Linked DNA regions of Homo sapiens: region 2 is linked to region 1. Evidence: chromatin loops called from intact Hi-C (ENCODE). Cell type or tissue: HepG2. All regions are shown on one strand. Each heading gives the region's core, and the rest is flanking DNA. Links, peaks and the distances in the headings are about the cores only. Region 1 has its middle 120 kb from the start of LDLRAD3. Region 2 overlaps TRIM44 (tripartite motif containing 44).

The links. Peaks named below come from ENCODE experiments on the same cell type or tissue, not always from the same donor. Only the 100,000 strongest peaks of a DNase experiment are listed, where the experiment ranks them.
Region 2: it touches region 1 in a loop (2.0-fold over the local background); 3 of 110 quality-filtered maps call a loop at or near these places.

What each region holds. Positions count from the first base shown.
Region 1 is chr11:35,820,434-35,823,249 of GRCh38, forward strand. No RefSeq gene overlaps it. Among named protein-coding and RNA genes, the nearest start is that of LDLRAD3, 120 kb to the right of the region's middle. In HepG2, for the core only: CTCF peaks have their summits at 1,535 (motif pointing left) and 1,863; DNase peaks (open chromatin) are centred at 1,558 and 1,868.
Region 2 is chr11:35,715,644-35,718,459 of GRCh38, forward strand. All of the region lies in intron 2 of TRIM44 (tripartite motif containing 44), which reads left to right. Among named protein-coding and RNA genes, the nearest start is that of TRIM44, 54 kb to the left of the region's middle. RefSeq lists an enhancer at 1,526-1,575. In HepG2, for the core only: a CTCF peak has its summit at 1,619 (motif pointing right); no DNase peak of the experiment used is centred there.

The DNA.
Region 1 (2,816 bases), core at 259-2,758:
AAAACCGTACCTGGCAAATAGTAAGTTATCAAGAAATGAAATAGTTATCAATATTAGCATCATTATCATAACTTGATTGGTGTAGTAATAAAACAGGTTATTGGATAGGAAATTTGGTGGTATCCAACCCCATTTTTAGAAATCTTCCTGAAAGAAATATGACATAGGTACAAAGCTTTTTGCATAAGAATGATCATGTAGCATTGCTTTTAAGGGCAAAAAATGTGGTAATGACGTCAGTATTCATTAATAGGGGACGGGCTAAGTGTCTGAGGATCTGTCCTTGTAGAAGAACACTCTCCAGAAAATCAAGGTTAGGTTTGTCTCTGCTGACTCAGCCCAGCAAACAGTGCTTCCGAAAATCACTGAGGCCTCCAAGTTCAGATTGGCAATCACAACTTTCCTTCCTGCAATCACAGAACATTCTCTGGGAAGCTAATCAGGATGACTTATCTTTAACTGGGAAGAGTGGATTTGTGTCACTCCAGCCAAACTCTGAAGAGGCACAAGCCCTAATGAGGAAGAGATCAAGGAACATTGTTGAACGATACCCTGGTTCTCAGTATAATCCCATCTCACGACTGTGACCTTCAAGTCATAGGGCCAGTAGAGTAGGTCAAATGAGTTAAAACCCTAACTTTTGGACTTTGATAACCTTCCTTAGAGCTCTCTACTGTGAGAAGAAAAGGTCATCTGCTAGGCCATGTTCAAGCAAAGAAAAGTGGGATTTTTCCCATCTCTCATGATTCCCCAATCCCAATCCTTTAGGGTTTACCTATTCATGTTAACCAAAAACACTGAGTTGGAAGTGGAGCCAAGCCCCTTACCACTTTACCACTCCCTAACCTCATTCCTGTTATGTCTGATTTCTACCAAACAGGAGCATTAACCGAGATCCCTTTCCCCAAAACAAAAGCTTTGCCCATTTGAGGCTCTTGTTTTGTTTGGGCCCTTCTTGCTATCCTTCTCTTGTTCTGTGCTTCGTTTTCTCTGGGCCCCATTCATTCCAGTTTCACGAGAGAAGAGGAGAAAGTACAGACCACAAGAAGGAAAAGCATTGTAATTCTGGTTGCTTTTTTACCCACAGTCGACGACTCCTATTGTAGCAGCCGCATCACGTGTATCATTGAGCGCTCCATCGTGCCCTTGACCCTTCCTAGTCCCGGCTCCTTGTCTTGGAGCAACAAAATGAAAAAGCTGAAGGCCAGGCGTGGTGGCTCACGCCTCTAATTCCAACACTTTGGGAGGCTGAGGTGGGTGAATCACTTGAGGCCAGGGGTTGGAGACCAGCCTGGCCAACATGGTGAAACCCCGTCTGTACTAAAAATACAAAAATTAGCTGGGCATGGTGGTTTATGCCTGTAATCCCAGCTACTCGGTAGGTGGAGGCATGAGAATCGCGTGAACCCGGGAGGCGGAGGTTGCAGTGAGCTGAGATCGCGCCACTGCCCCCTCCAGCCTTGGGGACAGAGTGAGACTCTGTCTCAAAAAAAAAAAAAAAAAAAGCTGAGGCGAACGCCTCTGCGCCCCCTAGAGGTTGGAGAGTGCAACCAACAATGAGTGTGAACACATGGAAAAGCTCAGTGCCAGCCTCCAAGCTGTTAGCAATGAAGAGGGAGCTTGTGGGGCAGGCTGATCCAAGTCCCAACCGCCCTGAAGGGAGATTATAATCCCCAGTTCCTCCTCAAGAACTTCTCCATTGTAAGGCAAATCCCACTTTTCTTCTTGCTCCCATATTGGCACCTAGATATCAAGGGAGGCAAAACCAAATCCTTGGCGTCTCAGCTCTGCTTTTGTAAACCAATTTCCCCACTAATAAGAATCGGAGATTGTGTTTCCCCGTGCAGTGCCAGACCAGGCCAGCAGGGGTCTAACATTAGTTGCTTTTAACCTACAATGACTGGCTCTCCACCGTAGTGGCTGAGTGAGTGAACTTGAAGTGAAGAGCTAATAGCCATGACTGGAGAAAACAGGTATAAATAGTGCATCCATTTTTGTAGTAAGACTAAAAACAGTCCAACCCACAGGATATCGATTTTCCTTATCCACAATGAAGTGCTTGGTTTAATACACTTTTCCTGTTTACTCTGAAAATGCATTCATAAAGAGAGCTATCTTAATCCAGGATCTTGGACCATCCAGATTTCTGTCTGAAACAGTTCACTAATTGCTGTTTGGTCTCTAAAGAGGATGCCATGAGGACTAAAGATTATATAATAAAAAAGACAATGTCTCAAAAAGCAAATGTCTCCAACTTATAGATGTCATAGTTTTAAAAACAAACAAAAAAACACATGAGTTTAGTATTTCTGGATCATTCTTAAGGTTGGTATTTGAAACTGTAAGCTCAAATCTTTACATTGTCCTTGAATATATTTTCACTGTGGCTATTAATTACAACAATGATTAAATACCTAAAAAACTATTGTACTTTCCAGTTTTCAGTCTTTTTACATACATTATCTCATGTGGTCCTTTAATACAAGAAAAAAATTAGTCTCATTTTATGGCCAATGAAATTGAGGCTCAGAGAGGTAAAGAATGTTGCCTGAGATCACACCACTAGTAGTAGCAGAGCTGGCAATTTTCCATGCCAAATGCAGCAATTAAAGTCCATGGGCATTACAGGACATTTACATATACAAACATTTATATAATGCAACCTTATTATGAATGGTATTTTTTCAGCAACTAACCTGATTTTACTTATTAATATCTATTTATATCTTGTTGCTATGATAGAATAATCATACTATAATTTCTTTAAATTAACGGAATGCATGCTTTTGATGAAGTGCACATTCCTTCACATAGCC
Region 2 (2,816 bases), core at 290-2,789, 100 kb before region 1:
GATAGGGGGTGTATTAGTCCATTCTTGCATTGGTATAAAGAACTACCTGAGACTGGGTAATTTACAAAGAAAAGAGGTTTAATTGGCTCACGGTTCTGCAGGCTGTACAGGAAGCATAGTGGCTTCTGGGGAGGCCTCAGAAAACTTACAGTCATTGTGGAAGGTGAAGAGGAAGCAGGCATGTCATACGTGGCTGGAGCAGGAGGAAGAGAGAGAGGAAGGAAGTGCTACCCATTTTTAAACCAGATCTTGTGAGAACTCCCTCATTATACAGTACCAAGAGGGATGGTGGTAAATCACTCATGAGAACTCCACCCTTATGATCCAGTCATCTCCCACCAGGCCCCACCTTCAACATTGTGGATTACAATTGAATGTGAGATTTGGGTGGGGACACAGATCCAAACCATATCCAAAAGCATTTGTTTCTGGGAGTCAAAGCTATAAGCCAAGAAAAAGACTATATAAGAGAAAGCTGTGTTCCAAGCACCAAGGCAGAGGGAGTGAAGAGCACATATAATCACTAAGTTTGAAGGGGCCAGAGCTGGGATTTGAGACCAAGAATAGAAAGCCAAGGATTCAAGGCCAAGAGGAAATGAAAAGAGACAGAAAGCTGATCAAGAACAAGTTGGAGTTAGAAGCAAGATGCTAACCAGTGTCCTCAAATCACTCAAGAGTTCTTTGTGACTTTGAATTTTGTTTTAGCAAATTAGTGGTGCAGGGGGCAGTGGGACTAGGTTAAAAGGTCTAAATGGGGTGAGCAGGGGGTGCTAAAGTGGAGCCTCGAAGATGGGTCTAGGTGTTTAGCAGGGAGTATTTGGAAGGGAATACAAATAAAAGAAGGGGATTTTCATGTATATGGGGCAACATCTCTGCAGCCAGACTGGTAAAGGGACACATGTGGGATAGCCTCTGACCTTCAGTCAGAATGTATTGCCCACTGTTTTTTGCAGGGCCCTTAGTTAAAGTGTCATAATTTTTCCTTGAGGTAGTAGTAAGTCAAGAGACCTATTATCTGGTGGAGAAAATAAAACTTGACTCCAGAGTTTGGAGCCTGATAACTGCCTAAATCATGGCGTCATTAAGGGGAATAGAGGAAACAAGTTGACATTTGAAGGGGATCTGTAGGAGAATAATGTTGGGTCAGAAGGCAGATTGTATAATCAAACTATTTGGGTTTAAAATCTGCTACGTACTGTATGCCTGAATTTGGGCAGGTTTCTTACCTCCCTTCTTCAATTTCTTCATCTGTAAATGGGTATAATAATACTAGCCACCTCTTGGCATCATCATGATAATTAATTGCAGTATACACATAAAGTGCTTAGAATAGTGTCTAATATGTGGGGCACTGAAAAAAGGTAGCAGTGATAATGAATGAGGAGGGGAAGGGTTCAGTTTGACGCCTGATGGTTTGGATAATAGAAATGTATCCAGGTAGAGAAGTACATCAGCCAAGAGCAACTGTGAGACTGATTTCCTGTAGAGAAAATCTAGGCATAGGAGCCATCCTTATGGAGGTAGTAGTTGAATTTCCAAAGATGGAATGAAATTGTTAAGGCAGAGTGTAGAGTAGTGCTTCTCTCAGTGGAAAGTGATTTTGCCCCCAGAGGGCGGTGTTTAAAGACTAAGGGGTGTCAATATGCTGAATGCTACAGAGAGGTCAGTAGTGAAATTAAATAGAGTTGGTGACTAGTAGATGCCTTTGTGGTGGGGGAAAAAAGGGTAGCAAGTGTTTGTATGTTACTTTTTTTTTAAAGTCTGGTGTCAAAGGTAGAAGTCAGCTCCCTGTGATTTCATCTCCAACCTGACCAATCAGGACTCCTGACTCCCTGGTCCCCTGTCTGCCAAATTATCCTTAAAAAACCCCAGTCCTCAAATTTTCAAGGAGACTGATTTGAGTAATAATAAAACTCTGGTGTCCTGTTCAGCCAGCTCTGCGTGCATTAAACTCTTTCTCTATTGTAATTCCCCTTTCTTGATAAATTGGTTCTATCTGGGCAGTAGGCAAAGTGAACCCACTGGGCGGTTACAAAACTGTGCCTCTGAGAACCAGGATTAGACCACTGGTAAGCAATTCAGAACAGAGGAAAGCACCAAGATAGAAGCAGAGGCCCCAAATGTCAGTCAGTCATACCAACCAGCTGTGTGATCTTGGGCAAGTAGCTGAATTTCTCAGAGCCTCATTTTTTTTTTTTATTATAAAAAATGAAAAGCCAAACTCAGTTTCCTTTTATCTCTAACATAATATAACTGCATAGATTTTAGACTCTTGAAGGAGTAATTCACTAATCCAGATTTGTCTCTAATCACATCTGTTGCCAAAACAAGAGTGGAGATTCAGGGCACCAGGAATCTAACTCAGTAGTTGTTAGGATGAGATAGCCAAAATAAGAAGTGAAGAAGATAATAGAATAATCTTGTCTTTTGACAATGCTCCTTAGCTGTTTTGGATGTCATTATTTTCATGGGCTTAAATCGAAATGGGCTTTTAAAAACTTTGATTATTCTAGAAAGGGGGAGTCATATTGGGAAGGAAGGGTCTTAAAGGTATTAAATGGGAAGGCAGAGAATGAAAATGTTGACAAATCTGGGTATAAGGTTTAAGCAGAATTATCTTTCCTGGTCCATTTGATGGTCACCCCACCCCCAGATCTTCTCTAGGCTTCTCAGTGGCTATTTAGTTTTCTGTTTTAATTGTATTAGGTTGGTGTAAAAGTAATTGCAGTTTTTGCCAGTGAAATGGCACCAACATAATATTAACATTTTAAAAATAGATATTTTTTAGCATGGTTTTAGGTTAACAGAAAAATTGA